Linked DNA regions of Homo sapiens: region 1 is linked to region 2. Evidence: read pairs that join two places in POLR2A ChIA-PET (ENCODE). Cell type or tissue: PC-3. All regions are shown on one strand. Each heading gives the region's core, and the rest is flanking DNA. Links, peaks and the distances in the headings are about the cores only. Region 1 overlaps MACC1-OT1 (MACC1 3' UTR overlapping transcript 1). Region 2 overlaps MACC1-OT1 (MACC1 3' UTR overlapping transcript 1).

Region 1 (8,347 bases), core at 32-8,031, 52 kb before region 2:
CATTGCCTGGCTCAAGCAATCCTCCCACCTTAGCCTCACAGGTAGCTGAGACTACAGGCACGCACCATCATACCTGCCTAATTTTTAAAAATGTTTCTTGTAGAGACAGGATATTGCTATGTTGTCCAGACTGTTCTCAAATTCCTGGGCTCAGATGATCCTCTTGTTTTGGTCTCTCAAAATCTTAGGATTACAAGTATGATCCACAGCACCTGGCAGGGTCTTATTTTTTTTTTTTTTAATAAGCATTAGCATCAACAATGAAAAAGTAATCATGAATTGCATGGAAAATAATATATGTCTTCCAATATAGAAATAAAAAGCAATTTGGCCAAAAGGACAAAATGAGTAAAAGGGGATTTTCAGTCCTTGATTTGCCTTCCTACTTCTTAGTGTCAATGAGAAGAGTCAAACTCTGTAAAATATTTGAAGAGATTTATTCTGAGCCAAATTTGAGGAGCATGACTTATGATACAACAGCAGGAGGTCTTGAAAACATGTTCCCCAGGTGGTTGGGCTACAGCTTGGTTTTACACCTGTTAGGGAGACATAAAACATTAGTCAATACATGTAAAGTGTAAAAATTTCATCCAGAAAGGTGAGAGAAGTCGAAGCAGGGGGCTTTCAGGTCATTGGTGGATTCAAAGATTTTCTGATTAGCAATTGGTTGAAAAAGTTAAATTATTATCTAAAGACTTGGAATAAATAGAAAGGAGTTTCTGGGTTAAGATAAGGGGTTATGGATCCCAAGGTTTTTATCATGCAGACAAAGGCTCTAGATAGCAGACTTCAGAGAGAATAGATTGTAAATGTTTCTTATCAGACCTAAAAATGTGCCAGACTCTTAGTTAATTCTCTCCTGGATCAAGAAAGACACCCAGAAGAGAAAAGAGATTTTCTACAGAATGTAGATTTTCCCCTCAAGAGACAGTTTTCTGGGCCATTTCAAAATATGTCAAAAAATATATGAACAGGTGCGGTGGCTCATGCCTGTAATCCCAGCATACTGGGAGGCCAAGGTGGGTGGATCACTTGAGGTCAGGAGTTTGAGACCAGCCTGGCCAACATGGTAAAACCTTGTCTCTACTAATAATACAAAAATTAGCTGGGTGTGGTGGCAGATGCCTATAATCCCAGCTACTTGGGAGGCCGAGGCAGGAGAATCGCTTGAAAATGGGAGGCAGAGGTTGCAGTGAGCCGAGATTGCACCACTGTACTCCAGCCTGAGAAACAGAGTGAGACTCCATCTCAAAAAATATATATATATAATATATATATGTGAAAAAAAATATATATACGTAAAATACTTTGATTTCTTTCAGGGCCTGCTGTCATGTTAGTATCTTATTGCTACAAAGAGTCTGTTTTGTCATTCTTAAGGTCTCTGTTTTAATATTAATACTGGTCAGCTGTGCCTGAGTTCTAAAGGGAGGAGGGTATAATGAGACATGTCCAACCCGTGCCTTCCTATTATAGACTGAACTACTTTTTCAGGTTAACTTTGGAATGTCCTTGCCTGAGAGGAGGGGCCCATACAGTTGGTAAGAGGGCTTACAATTTTATTTTTGGTTTACATTAGTATAGCTACTGCCTCTAAAGGTTGACTTTCTACTTGTGCAGTAGGACAAATCTCTAGCTAATTTAATGATGCATCTCCATAAATTTTCTTCTCTCTCCCGTACTATCACTATTTCACTGTCTGTTGTATCATTCCCTTCAGCATCCAGACATGCTGTTATTTCTCCCATATTAAAAACATCTTCATTCCACTTCCCCTGTGAGTTACAGCCCTGTTTATATATACTCTCTGTTTCAGATTTCTTCCCTCCTAAATTCTCTTAGTCAGGTTTTCTCTAACTTAGTCAGGTTAACTCTACTAGGATCTTTGGCTAAATTTCCATATTGCTAAATTCAGTATTCAACTCACTGTCTACATCTTAAATCTTTCAGCAACACTTAACATAAGGAATTATCCTCTTCATTGCCCTCTTAACAGAAGCGATTACCTTCTTCAAGACACCCTTCCTTCACTTGTCTTCCAGGGCACCACACAACTTTGGTTTTCCTCCTCTCTCAACGGGAGTTCCTTAATAGTCCATTTGCTGGTTCTTTGTCTTTGCCCAACCACTTATCCTGAAGTGTTCCCAAGTTCATCCACCTCTTCTCTACCTATACTCATTCTTTTGGTGATCTCATTCCTTCTAATCACTACTGATTCTCAAATTTATGTCTCTGGCCGAATCTGTAATCCAAAGCCAAATGCTAACTTAACATCCATATAGGTTGTGTAATAGACATCACAAATCAACATGTCGAAAACGAAACCAGTAATACTTCTTTCTCTATGTGCAGCTTTCTCCATCTGCTTTTTGTCAGCTCATCCTTTCCGTTGTTTTTGCCAAGTAAGTCTTCTGACCTTATCTCTTTTTACTCATCCCCTTGCTCAGTTTTTTCAGTGATGCCAGCACTGTGTAATTTTGCAGTTTTGTTATTCATGTCATCTTGGGTCTTTTGCTAAGCTATTTTCTCCTCCAGGACCACCCTTCTCCCAGATATCTATCTCTGTTACCAGTTTTGAGACTTTGCTCAAATATCTCATTTATAATGAGGCCTACACTGAATACCTTATTTAAAAATATATCCTGCCCTTTTCATCACAGAATTTTTAACCATCCTTACCCTACACTATATTTTCATGACATTATATTACTATGGAACATATCAGCACATAACATATTATATGATTTACAATTTTATTATGTTTACTATTTGCCTCCTTTCATTAGAATTTGCATTCCTCAAGGCCATGGATCTTTATTTGGTTTCACTACAGTATTTGTTCCAGGAGTCTAGAACACTGCCTAGTACCAAATAGTGCTTAATAGATATTTACTTACAAATCATTGGGGTATATTTGTAGCTAAGTAGCATGAAAAAGAAAGATTCATGGGATATAACCAGAACCTAATTTTATTTCAATCTTTTAATATTTTTTTTAAATCAACGAATTCTGGGAAATCATTCTCATATCCCTGCAGGAAAACTTATACATTCTCCATAAGGTCACTTTAAGGCAAACATAGTCTCAAATTTATGATATTATTGATACTTGTCTTAGCAGGCATGAGCTATAGGACAGAGCCTGCATCTGTGGCTGGCTGCTTCTTGCTTGCCTCATTTTATTTCTTATTAGGTGGCTGCTTCTACTAACCTATCCAGGTAGCTCCATGGGAATGGGGAAAAGAATGGCAGAAGAAAGTTCATACTTAACAGATACTGTCGTAGGGTAGCTTTGTGCTCTCTGGGCCTGGTAGATGTATAAATCTGGCTCTTTCTCTCTAGAGCACTTTGATGGGCTTTGCAGGAGCTTCTCTGCGATCTCCTTAGACAACATCTTACTTTTCAAGGGAGAGGCATTCTCTTCTACTATCTGGCCTTTACTACCATTCACAAGTTTTATATTGGTTTACAGGAGACTGTTGGAAAGCCACTGCCTTTTCAAGAACTCACTGACAGAAGCCAAAACAACAAGTCTACCCTCTCTTCTGTAGTTTTCACATGTACCTTGTGCTCTGTTCACCATTGGAGGGGACCACAGTGGCTTCCCAGAAGCTGCGCTCTTTGCTGCCCCAGGCTACTTTTAGTTTCCTTCAGCATGAGTCACACACCAGTCCCCTTCATTGCTCAACTTCAGAGAACACATATGATGCTCCCTGCATGCTGCTGTTTTAGTCATAATCTGGAGTTATGAGATGGTCTTCTGTCACCTCATGCCATTCTTTTGCAAAAGGAATTTCTTTGTTAACCATCTCCCAATTTCTACACACTTTACTTTGTATAGACTACTTGTTGATTTTTAGGGCCATATTATATTAGTCCTTTTAACTTTGAAATTTCCTCAGGATATCTATCCTTCATCTTGAAGTTTTATATCTATTGTATTTTGGTATCCCAGATAAAACTTTTGATTTACCATCTTTTTAATATACATCTGTGTGTGTGTGTATACGTACACATATATATATATATATAAAATATATGTACATATAGCATTTTGATAACATATTTATACAGCTGGTGAAATTTGTAGATAAGCTTGGTTTGTTGTTTACATAAGTTATCATGAGTGAGATGAGAATTGGGGGATGATGCAGGCAGAGGAATGAGAAAAATGAAAGGTAGAGGGGAATATAAGAAAAAATAAAGTATGGCCCTAAAATGCCCTAGCACCTTATACCATTGTCTTTATAAACTCTGTGTATGTGTGTGTTTCTTTATATGTTCATTATAATATTTATATATATTTAGGGAAAGATGTCTTAAGTCAAAAATAGATTCAGAGTACTGTTTGTAATGTGATTCTATTTAGTTAAAACAAAAGAAGAAATTTAGAAATGTATACAGTTGTATGTATGCATGTGTTGGTAAGGAACAACTTGTGGGAGGAGTCATATAAGGTTGATAAATATTAACATTGATGGCCTCAGGAAAGTGGAATAGGAGGTAGGGAATCAGAGGAATAGGAGGTACAATATCTTTCTAATTTTTCACTTGCTACAAGTAGCACATCTTATAACTTTGTGAATTTTTAAAAATCAGTGTGGCATTGCCCTTCTAACATTCTGGGAAGGCAGATGAGGAAATCACCTGTAAAATGTTACCCGGTAGAAAAACACCTGCTGAGTATGAAGGTGGAAATAGTGAATTTTGGGATATGAGTAGAATGGGAAAAGCTGGAAATAACAGCAGTGGGATTTCTAATACGGACTATACTGGAATTACCAAATTGATTTTAGAAGCGAAAAGACTAAGGTGAAAATGAATAGAATGAACCTTTACAAAATTATCAGTTTAAACTAAAGCCTTTTGTTTATTAGTGACAAATAACTTTGGACTAATAATTTTGAACACAATACAAAAACAAAACAAACTGTAGATTATTACCAGGTTGGATTTGGTAGGTTGGGTAGGTAAAGAAGTTAACAGATCATAGGCTGTTGATGAAAGTATGGTTGACTTAGTTAGGGCACAGGCAGAGTAGAGACAAGAAAAGTATAAGTGAAAATGATAAGCTAGGAAAAGAGAAAAAATCAAGGAGCTGGAATACTCAAAGGTGATAGGGAATGTGTTTAATGAGAATGAGAGAACAAAATGGAGAGAAATAGGATTACCTTATATACAAGTGTGCCTGAGATAATCCCAGTAAAATTAATAATATGGTTTTACTTTACTCTCAGAATTGTCCTTTTGTGAATGATAATTTAAATGAGTTCATCAGGGGGTGGGAAGGGAAAGAAAGACTATTGAGTATAGTGATTAACACAGGAGGCAGGAGATATCTCACCTTCTTGAAAGTGAGGGATCTCAGCTCACAGTGTCTACTTTGGAGCAAAGCAATTAACTACATAAACAGTGATTTACACTATCTTTTGTGCAATGAAGACTCACAGATGAGATAAGTATATGGTTATTTAAGACCATATTTTTCAAACTCTGAGACTACCTTCAAAGTTTAACTGAAAGTTTTGGGAATTTTCTTAGGCATTTATTAAGCAGAGCAATGAGTCCCTTCATAGATTTCTGAACCATCTGGGGAGGGGATCTGCATTCTGACTCCTGTCAATAAGCATCTCTTTACCTTGTTATCCTTTGCTTATGTGTCTTTCAAAACACTGCCTTTGCCTCTGCCTTCCAGTTGTGCCTTCACACACTATATATCTGGATGCTGTAGTCCACAATGTGTGATGACTTCAGCCTTGTGGATGGGTAAAGAATCAAGTACTTGATTTTAAACCAACTAAATGTTGTAGTAAACTTTTGAGTCAGATTAACCAGGGTTAGAATTTTAACTGACATTTACTAACTTCATACAATTACACAAATTGCTTGAATCTTTCTGTTTCAAAAACTTGACACTCTGTAAGTATCTACTTTTCAGAATGTTTCTAAGCAATAGAGGATACATGCAAATTAATTAGCACAGTGGCAAGCATAGGATAAGTGTGAAAAAATGTTAGTTTCTTACTTCTCCTTTGCATGTATTTATAAGTATTTATTCTTCAACAAATTGTGTTCCTTTACTTAGCATCCTCATTGTTTCCTATGTAGTAATGGGTAAATGAATGCCTAACACCAGAACCTATCACCACTGTAACATTTTTGAGATAAAAATCATGCACAAGAAAAAGTTATCACAGAAACAGGGAAAATAGGCTCATCACTCCACATTTCACATATTTGATTTCAAAGTAAAATTTCAAACTGACATTGCAACATTTTTATCTTGCCTCTTACTTTCAGAAAATAATTCATTTAAATTTGTTTTAGATTGTTAGTTTTAAATGGATACAAAGAGAGACAAATTATAAGTTTAATTTTTTTCAGACACTTAAGAGAGTAGTATTTGTTTATTATTCTTAGAGCCTTTACATTGTTAAAGTTTAGGGGGAAACTAAAGGACGCGCTTCATTCTAGTTTACCAATGTGTTAGTTTTTTTATTACTGTGTAGCAAATTACCAGAGACTTAGTTGCATAAAACAATACCCATTTATTATGTCATCGTTTCTGAACATCAGAAGCCTGGGTGTGGAGTAGCTTGCCTCTCACAATCTCACAAAACAATCAAAGTATTAGGTAGGCTGTTTATCCTTTGAAGTTCAGAATCCTATTCCAAGCTGATTCAGGTTATTGACAGAATTGGCTTCCTTGCAGATGTGTGTTTAGGTCCTCACTTTCTTGCTAGCTATTGCCTGGGGACTGTTCTCAGCAACTAGTGACTGCGTCAGGTCACTGCTACATAGTCCCATCCACTCCCAACATGGAAGTTATTTGCTCTTCAGGGTCAGCCAGAAAATCTTTTCATTCTTCATATTTCTTCCCACAAGAAGGCACAGTCCCTTTTAAAGTCTCACTTGTTTAGGCCAGACCTACCCGGGATATTTTCCCTTTTGATTATCTCAAAGCAATTGATTAGAGACCTTATTTTATCTGCAAATGTTTTCATCTTTTTAGTATACCATGATCCATTTGCCATATAACTTGCTAATCATCAGAGTGAATTCCATTATGTTCACTGTGCTTCCTACAGTCAAGGGATGAGATGGGGAGTGTTATACAGGGAATATACACCAGCGGATGGAATCTTGGGTGCTATCGCAGAACCCTGCCTGCTATAATCAGATTCAGGGTAGTATCATATTCATACTGTTTTTGTAGTGAGTTTGGATTGTATAATGTGGAAAAATCAAATTGAATGTATGTGATGTGATTATATTGTACTTCTTTCACCTTTTATCATTTTAATCATTCACAATTAAAAGGATGTTTTTCTTTTTCTTTAACACTTACATAGAAACAATATTTTTAATGTTCACTCCATTTACAATTTAGAGTAAGAAAAATGTCCTGTGGGAGCTTATTACTTTTGGTCATGGTTCTCTTGTTTTATTGTAGAATATTTAAGAATAGCAAAATCATTGCCATTTATTTTTCAGACATAAAAACATAAAAGGGACTTTGTGTGTATGACATAAATTAAAAGTCTACAATTTCATATAATAGGCAGTATCCTATTAGATGAGTAGTGTATTACATGAAAATACTTTTTAATTCTTAGCATTCTTAATTATTGCAACGATCTCCTTTCTCTTTACTATTTCTGTGTAGTTTAAGTTAGTTATCTGCTAAATTTTAGGTAATCCTTTCAACTATATTATTTCTCTAATATTTAACTTTTAAAATACAATGAGAATAAAATGATTATAATAAGTATTAAACTAAAAAAAAAGGTTAGAAAAAGATGAGTTAGAAAAAGTACTATTAAAATGTCAAAACATTCCAATAAATACTCTGGGCCCTACTGCTAATAATATACCTGCAAAATAAAACTATGTTTTTCTATGAAGATCATCTGTAGTATTGTTAAAGAGAAGTCAGGTAGTAGACTCTCTCTTTATTTTGAATTTATTTACAAAGGGCATATTTTTCCTTTGAAAAAACTAGAATTATCTGGAAAGATTTAGGTTTATGGAAGGTTGTTTTACATGTCAGGGGGTCCTAATAACTTATTCCTGCCCCGCCCAGCGCCGCCCAGCACCGCCCCCACCCCAACCAACCAAAAGCATAGCTGGAGAGAAGGGTTTGTATGTAGTTACTTTTGCTAAGAGATTCCCAAGAACTGGAGGGGATGAATGAAAAGAGTTCAACAGGGAAAGTGGGAAAGCCAACCCAAGAGCATGATATTGAGCTGGTCACCACTGTGGACAACTGTGAACTGATCACACTGTAGACCTTCTAAGGACCTGTGTATAAGACACATCCAAATTGTCTGCCAAAGGGATAAAGTAC
Region 2 (8,347 bases), core at 139-8,138:
AAATCCTCGGACTGGATGAGAACTTGTCTTCCTGTTTGGCCCACTTTTCTCTGATTAGTCCCCACCCTTCACCTATTTTACGTATACCTACCCTTTTCTAATTGGTTTTCTACACTGTTATGCCCATGTTTGAGTGGTGTCTTCTCTTTAAACTGTTTTTGTATACTCACAAACCAATCAGCACGCACTCCCCATCCTGTTCCTATAAAGACCCCAGACTCAGTCAGTAGAGGAGGAGATGACTTGACTTCAGGCAAGAGACAACCTGACTTAGGGGAAGATGACCTGCCCTTCCCATCCCCTCTCCAACTTTCCTCTCAGCTGAGAGATGTTTTCATCACTCAGTAACATTCTCTACCTTCACCATGCTTCAGTAGTCCACGTGACCTCATTCTTTTTGGACTCTGGACAAGAGCCTGTGACCCACCAAGTGCAGGTACCCAGAAAATCTGTCTCACTGGCCCTTTGCCCTTGCCAGCGGAGGGCAGTCACCCCACACAATGAGGCAAGGGGCCAACTGAGCTGCTAATGCACTGCCATTTGTGGATGGCAGAACTAAAGGAGCACTATAACACTCCCTCTGGGCTTCAGGGTCATGGCACCCTCACCTGGGCACCGATGTGCTCCCCTCAAGGTGACACGCCTGGTCTGGCCATGGGCCCTGCACAAAGCTTGCTTGGGTGTCGGTACCCAGAGTGGCTGGCCAGATCTCACACTCTCTCATGTGCTCCTTCCTGCAAGGGGCTGAGCACAGTGGGCTGAGTAGACTCAGCAACCCTGCTATGAGTCTGGTGAAGGGGCTGAGAAAAATCCTGCATCATTGGGGCTTGGACTTTCTTGCTCCAGGGAACATTTGCTCCACCATATTAACAACACTGCTGGCCTTGCTGATGACAGACATTCTAGAGAGGAGCCCCAGCCATCCTAGTTGTCCCAGTGGAGATTTGTCCCAGTGGAGATCCTTGTTATGGGAATAAAGCCAACTCCACCCAAACCTTCCTGACCAGAAGACATGACCAGGTGACCCATATAATTGTAGGGGAGAAACTGTCTGGGAGGAACTATGTCGTCAATTATTTCCTGAATAATAATGATAATTATAATTTTAAGCCTTTCAAACTCTTTCATATATATTGTCTTCATTGATCCTCTTAATACTTTAGTAAAGTATTTAGCCAGGCATAATTTTCCTCCTTGAAATACAGAAAGGTTATGTGATCTGCTCAAGATGACCCAGCTAAGTGGGAAGACAGCTTGTGTGCTGCAAAAGAGCATCCATTTTTTTTTTTTTTTAATTTAGGAGACTTGAATTACTAATCTTATAACTTGGTGTTTGTTCCTATGCAAGTGAATTCATCACTTGGATCCTTAGTTTACTAACTTTAGGTGGAAAAATGCCTGCGTACCCTTATAATGTTTTTATGAAAATCAAATGAGGAAAGGTTTTGTGAAATGATTTGCACAAATTCTAAAACACTACACACAGTGAATCAGATTGGCTTCCTAACTTTTAGTTTAGGAAGTTTAGTTTAGTTTAGTTTAGTGTTTCACAGTGGTTAATTTAAAAAATGAAACTTTCTTGAAATCGATAAACTAGCACATTATATTTCATGGTCTTTCTATTCAAATATTTGGTCAGAACTGTATCAAAATGTCACAATAAGAGCAGTAGCCCAAGCCTCATGTTATTTCAATCTACCAGAACCACACAATGGGGAAATGAAGAAAAATGCTAGAGACAAATTAAACAGCACCATTAAAAATGATCAGTGACTTCAGTAATCTCCTGTCCAGTAAGAGACTCTTTTTGAATATGAGCCATGATTTTTCAACAAAGGAGGAAGTGTTTTTGAGTGCTTTATGTATGTCAGATATTCTGCAAATGCATTGCATACATGGCCTCTTCTTTTACATCTTGCAGCAACCTCTTGAAATGTTATACAATTTCCATTTTAACACGAAGACACTGAAGCCCAGGAATGTTAAACAGGGGACTCCTAAAATTTTATTACTACGTCAGGGAGCTGGGAACTAAACTCTGGTTTGTGCCCTAATTATGATTCGAAAAACAAAACAAAAACAACTTTAAAAAATCACTAGGTTTCCCAACATTATTCAAACTGTTGTTTTGGTTGCAAAATCATTTCATTGTTAATAATTATAGTTATGTTGCTCTTTGTCAAACAAGCATTCTTGCTATGTTTTAACCGCAATGACTAGCTCCTAAGTGATACAAGGAATGGAAATTTTAGTACAGTTAGTAAGACAACCTCATGATGATTTGTAGCATCAGCTCTATGATTCCAAAAATAGAGCTCACTGAAGCAACACAGCCTTTGGCTGACACAACAGCAAGCAAAAGTCATTCTAGCCCAAGGCTTCTAGTTGGACCTTGCATTTGTTAGAACTGCTTATGAATCTTCCTTTTCCCTTAACAAGTGGGAGCCACTATTGCTCCCTTCAGCACAGACAGTGCCTTTGATTTAAAATGCCCGTAGACTGCTTAGGCCAAAGAAGGTATTTGGGGAACCATTTTCCTCTATGGAAAAGCAAAATAACTCCTAGAGGGAAATATCCAGTAGAAATGACATTTGCAACATCTGCAACACAGCAGGGTGATCTCTGTGGACTGTATTTTCTGTCTGAAAGAGTTGTAAATGCTGAAGAGACATAATGCAAGGGATGGATTTGTTTAGCTGTGTTCTCCAAAAGTGCTTATCTTTGAGTTTAGGTTCTAAAGAAATAATCAAAAAGGCAAGTGAATGCACCAGACTTCAGAGGCGTAAGATTGATTTGTAGAGGAAATAAACTGAGGTATTTAACTTTAGAGACAACACAGCTCAAAAGAACAGTCATAGTAGTTTTTGTGTCTCCCTTAATTCATTTTTCTGTCTCTCCCTTCCTCCCTCATTCCTACCTCTACCTTCCCCTTGAACATGGGTTCAAATGATGATTAAAAAAGCAAAAAATAGTAATATTTTATGCCCAGTTACCTCACTGGTGTTTTATTGCTGAAAATAGCAATGAATCATGCTTGGTTTCAATGAAGTAAGTATCTTGTCCAGTGGAAGAGAGATTTGTTTTTTTTACCCATTGAGTGGGTAGTGTTTTCCCTAACATCTGCAAAGGCACTTCCACTCTCAAACTACTATAACAAATCAGAATAAAAGACGTACAAAATTTCCAATCTCAACAACTTCCAGTTTTTGGTAAAGATATGAGATGGGATAATGGGACTTCTATATAAAAATCTATTTTTAAGTTTTTAAGTGCTTCAAAAGAAGATCCATCTCTGGGGAATGAGGATGTGATACAGACTACACAACCCTTGGTGCCACTCTCATTACATAGTCTAACCAAGTGGGAATTCAAAAGTAACTTTCCAAAGTATCATTATAAGGACATTTATGTCTGACCAGATGCATCAAGATGTCACATTCTCATGGCCTTTGCATTGATTCAAACAAAAGTAGACCCTTCTGAGATTTTGAAACTTTCAGCTTCTTTTCTACTAAAATATAGAATTGTGGGTTGTATTGTGATTCAAATAAAGTTATGCCTTACTTACATTACTGCGTAAAATGTATACAAAAAATGCAGTCTCATTTTGAAGTATTTTGTGGCTTATTAAATAAAAGCAATATATTACAATAAGAGCAAACAAAAGAATATTGTTCTATAGAAATTAAGTTATTGATCTACCCACATATAAATGCAACAAATAACTTTTGATTGCCTATTCTGTGCTCAGCTCTGTGCCTGGTTCTGGGCATATACAAGAGGTAAATGACCTTCTGCAAATTGAGATGGCTTTTTGGTGACCTCATAATATCATGGCCTAATCAAGGCTATGATTAAACAAAAATAGTCAAATGCATAGTCATGTAATAGATTTGTAGAAGCAACATACAATGCAAGTCAAGGAATATGACAAATTAAGTTGGGAATTTCAACTGGAGAAGAAAGCAGAGAAAAGGTCATTGAAAACATAGCTAAGTGGCCAGGCTAGATAGTGTTCACTTCTGCTGATCTGATTAAATTGGGATGATATACTGAACTCTCTGACACAGACAGAATATTTTAGTTTTCTGAGCAGATAATTTGATGAATAAGGAATAAAAAGTCTGTGTTTACAGCCTACATATATGAAAAAGTTATGATCTGGGCAAAAACTTACAAGTAAATCCTGGCCTTGACTGAAGGATACTGTATTATAGAGGTATAGGTGCTATTATAGGAGTGTTTGCCTATATCCCTCTAACAATCTTTGTGAATTATGGCACATAAAAGGCACTGATGCACCTGGTTCTTATCACTGATTTCATGGAAGATGCTGATAATCAGTCGTTATATGCTTTCCTCAGAATCTTTCTCAGCACTGTGTTCTAAGCAGCCAATGGCTAACTACCAGAATTGGTAATTAATATAAAAGATTTTTGTTACTCTGCTTCTGTATGCCTAATTAGTGGTGACAAATTATGTTGTGAGATGGTAATTATTTCTCAGGACAGAAAAATGAAATGATAGTCTCAATATTTATTGATCACCTTCTATGAGTCAGTCATTGTGCATTTAAAATTACCTTTATTACCCCATTTGACTTTGAGTCCCACCTAGTGAAAAATATATTACTATCGTTCCCTTATAAGAGATTAAATAACTTGCCTAAGGTCAGGTAGCTGGAAAGTGGCAGAGCTGAGATTCAAATCCAGATCTGTCCAATTTGAGAGTTCAGGTTCTCACTGTCTCACCAAACCTAAAAATGCAATTTCCCCTCCCCTTTGTCAGAATTGAAGTTCAGTTTTGTGGCTCTGAGTTGACTTCTCTTTTCTAGTCATATGTCTAAATTAAGCTCCCAGGGATTCCCCCTCCTACCATTGCTATTCCAGGGAAATTAGTATCTAATGTTAAGCTCAAATTACATAGTTGTAGGTATTTATAAAAATTCCTGTGGGTAAATGTAGCCACATGAATATGGTAAATTGTATTTACTCATATTGTAAACATGAGCATCTACTGTGTGAGACACTTTGATAGTCCTTGTGAAAGATAAAAAGACAAGGCATGTGAAATTCAGCTGTACAAGACACTCAGGAGATCACATATTTCATTTTCTTTTGTTCTGCTTTCAGAAGGAAAAATGATCTGTTTCTAGCTGTGGGCTCATTGTGGACTGTAGGGAATGACTTTAGAAGACGATTTTGTTTTTAGTAAAGGCAAACTAAGTTATTCACACTCACAATCTATGACTAAACTTGCAGGATACAATCTTTCTCAAAAGCTGTGGATTACTGACAAAATAGTATGAAGTTATTAGGCCAAATAAAGGCAAAACAAGAACCTAGAAAGGTAAGCAGAGCATGAATTTTCTGTTGCATTACAGATGCTTCCCTATTTTAGCAAATTTGTACTTTTACTTTGATGCCTTATGAGTCAAAAGGGAATAAATTAAAGCTCAGAGGACATACAAGTAAAAAGGCTTAGAGGAGAACTACTTCCAATAACATCCAGGACAGCAAAGGGCTGCACCCTCAGGATAAGAGTGAACCAAAAGCTTACCAGCCCTGCGTGGGCTTGCCGCATGGTTTCACATTGTCTGGGCAGTCTGAGAATCTCAGCTCCACATTTGCTTTAAGGTGAATCTAGACTAGAGGTGCACCAAGGCACCTAGCAGAAGCAATTGTGCTTTCTTTTTGAAAATATTATAGTACATTTATCTGTACTTTAAATTATCAAAATGATTTTATTTCTTAAAGAATAAACATCAAATAGTCAAAATTAACAAAGCACATAAAGATATACTGCACCATCAGTGAAAAGAGACCCACAAAGATTCCTGTAAATTAGAATTTTCAGATTCAGATACAGGCTATTATATTGGAGGAAAAAAACAACTATGCTTATATGTTTAAATAAGTGAAAGATAATTTTGAAAATACATGCAAGTAATATATGCAACTTAAAATATTAACATAGCAGATATGTAAGTTTACAGATTTTTACCAGATGAAACTTTCAGAAATTAAAAAAAAATTAAATAATTCAAGGAACATTTTAAATAGCAAATTAGGCACAGCTGAAGAGATAATTAGAAACTTATAGATGCATCAAAAACAAAAATAAACTAATATACGGCACTGATGAAAAAATGTTAGAAATTATAGAGAAGAGGGTAAAAGATAGAATATCAAGTGAGAAGGTATACAGTATAATTAATCAGTCTCAGAAAATAATCCCATTTTCGCTGGGGCTTTGAAAAGACAATGGTTGAAAATCTTCCAGAAGTGATGACACCAATTTGCAGACTCCATATCACAACAAACAACAAGCATAAAAATAAAATAAAATCTACATCTAGAGGCTGAAATTTCACAGAACAAAGAAGATAGAAACAAATTCAAAGCAGAGTAAAAAGAGGGCAGCTATTAAATTTGCTCAGCAGCAAAAATGGAAGTCAAAATTCAAAGGAATATTTGAAATGTTTTGAAAGATTATAACTTAGAATTCTACACCAAGTCAAAATAGATTTCCAGAATGAGCTAAGAAATATTTTTATGTAAAAATAACAAATACAAAAATTTAAAAAATTGAGAGAGTTAATTATCAGCAGAGCCTCATTAAAGGAACTTGAAAAGGGTTGGGCATAGTGGCTCAAGCCTCTAATTCGAGTACTTTGAGATGCTGAGTGAGGCAGATCACTTGAACTCAGGAATTTGAGATCAGCCTGGGCAACATGGTAAGACCATGTCTCTACAAAAATTAGCCAGGCATGGTGGCACGCACCTGTAGTGTCAGGAGGCTGAGGTGGGAGGATCTCTTGATCCTAGTAGGTTGAGGCTGCAGTGAGCCATGATTGCATCTCTGTCCTCAAGCTTGGGTGACAGAGTGAGACCCTGTGTCAATAAATAAGCAAATAAAGAAATAAAATTGAAAAGGATATATTTCAAGCTGAAATAAAATGATTCCATTGGAAGATGTGAGAAAAAGAATGAATGGAGAACAAATAATGTGGTCAATAATAATCATATTAATTTTTTGTGGTTCTTAAACAATGTAATAAAAATAACAAAATGAATAATATAGAAGTTGTATTGAATTAAATGGAGGAAAATAATCTAAGGTCTCCATATTTGCAGGGAGAAGAATAAAGACATTGTTGAACTTAGACTTTGACAAGGTAAGTAAGTAAATTATATTATAATTTTTATGGTAACCATTAATTGGGCATATAAATAAAGATAATGCCTTTAAGTAAGTGGGGTGGAAAATACTGAAATATTTATAAAATATTTGACCAATCCAGTAGAAGAAAAGAAAGGAGAGAAAAAGAAATAGTACAGAATAAATAGGTGAAACCACAAATAAATAATTACCTTCCAAATGAATAGATTATTTTCTCCAATTATAGAAAAAGTAATTCAAAATACAGTACAAAATCTATATACTGCTTATAAAAGAAACATGGAATATAAAGTTTAAAGTGCAAGGAGAAAGGAGGTATGTTCAAAGTTAAAGGAAGTCTACTGCTGGAGGTGAAGACTTCACAATAAGCTCATCAACAGAAACATATAACCCTTTTTACATTTGTAGATACCTGTATTAGTTCATTCTCACATAGCTGCAAAGAACTACCTGAGAATGGATAATTTATAAAGAAAAGAGCTTTAATTGACTCAAGCTCTATAGGCTGCACAGGAGGTATGGCTGGGGAGGCCTCAGGAAACTTACAATCAATGGCAGAAGGTGAAGGGAAAGCAAACACATTTTCACATGATGGCAGGAGAGAGAGAGGGAAAAGGGAAGTGCTACATACTTTTAAACAATCAGTTCTCATGAGAACTCACTCACTATCACGAGTACAGCAAAGGGAAAATCTGCCCCCATGACCCAATCACCTCCCACCAGGACCCACCTCCAACATTCAGGATCACAATTCAACATGAGATTTGGGTGGGGACACACAGCCAAACCATGTCAGTACCTAGTAACATATTCTTAATATCTATAAAGACAACACACACACACACACACACACATACACACACACACACTCATATGGTGTTGAAATTCATATGCAAGGAGAAATAGATAAAACCACAATATTAGTGGTATAACTGGACCTAGGTTCCACTGCTCACTACCTGCAAGCCAAACATTAGAGGCGACGGTTGGTGGGAGGATAAGCAGATTTAATTGGAGAGCCAGCATACTGAGAAAATGGTAAACTATCACGCTAAAGAACCACCTTAAATTTTAAAATTTACCGTAGGGTTTTAAAAGAGAAACTTGGTATGAGAGATATGCAAGAGTAGTGCAGGATCCAGGGTCTGTGTGTCTTGTTCCTATG

Evidence for each region. Peaks named below come from ENCODE experiments on the same cell type or tissue, not always from the same donor. Only the 100,000 strongest peaks of a DNase experiment are listed, where the experiment ranks them.
Region 1: POLR2A ChIA-PET joins it to region 2 with 6 read pairs; 1 of 35 experiments calls an interaction of 5 or more read pairs at or near these places.

What each region holds. Positions count from the first base shown.
Region 1 is chr7:20,079,299-20,087,645 of GRCh38, reverse strand. The region is part of intron 1 of MACC1-OT1 (MACC1 3' UTR overlapping transcript 1); the gene reads left to right. Among named protein-coding and RNA genes, the nearest start is that of MACC1-OT1, 57 kb to the left of the region's middle. In PC-3, for the core only: no CTCF peak of the experiment used is centred there; a DNase peak (open chromatin) is centred at 3,675.
Region 2 is chr7:20,027,749-20,036,095 of GRCh38, reverse strand. MACC1-OT1 (MACC1 3' UTR overlapping transcript 1) reads left to right here. Exons shown (of 6, transcript NR_110114.1): 3 at 7,137-7,177. Among named protein-coding and RNA genes, the nearest start is that of MACC1-OT1, 110 kb to the left of the region's middle. In PC-3, for the core only: no CTCF peak of the experiment used is centred there; a DNase peak (open chromatin) is centred at 4,915; H3K4me3 peaks cover 367 bases; H3K27ac peaks cover 1,222 bases.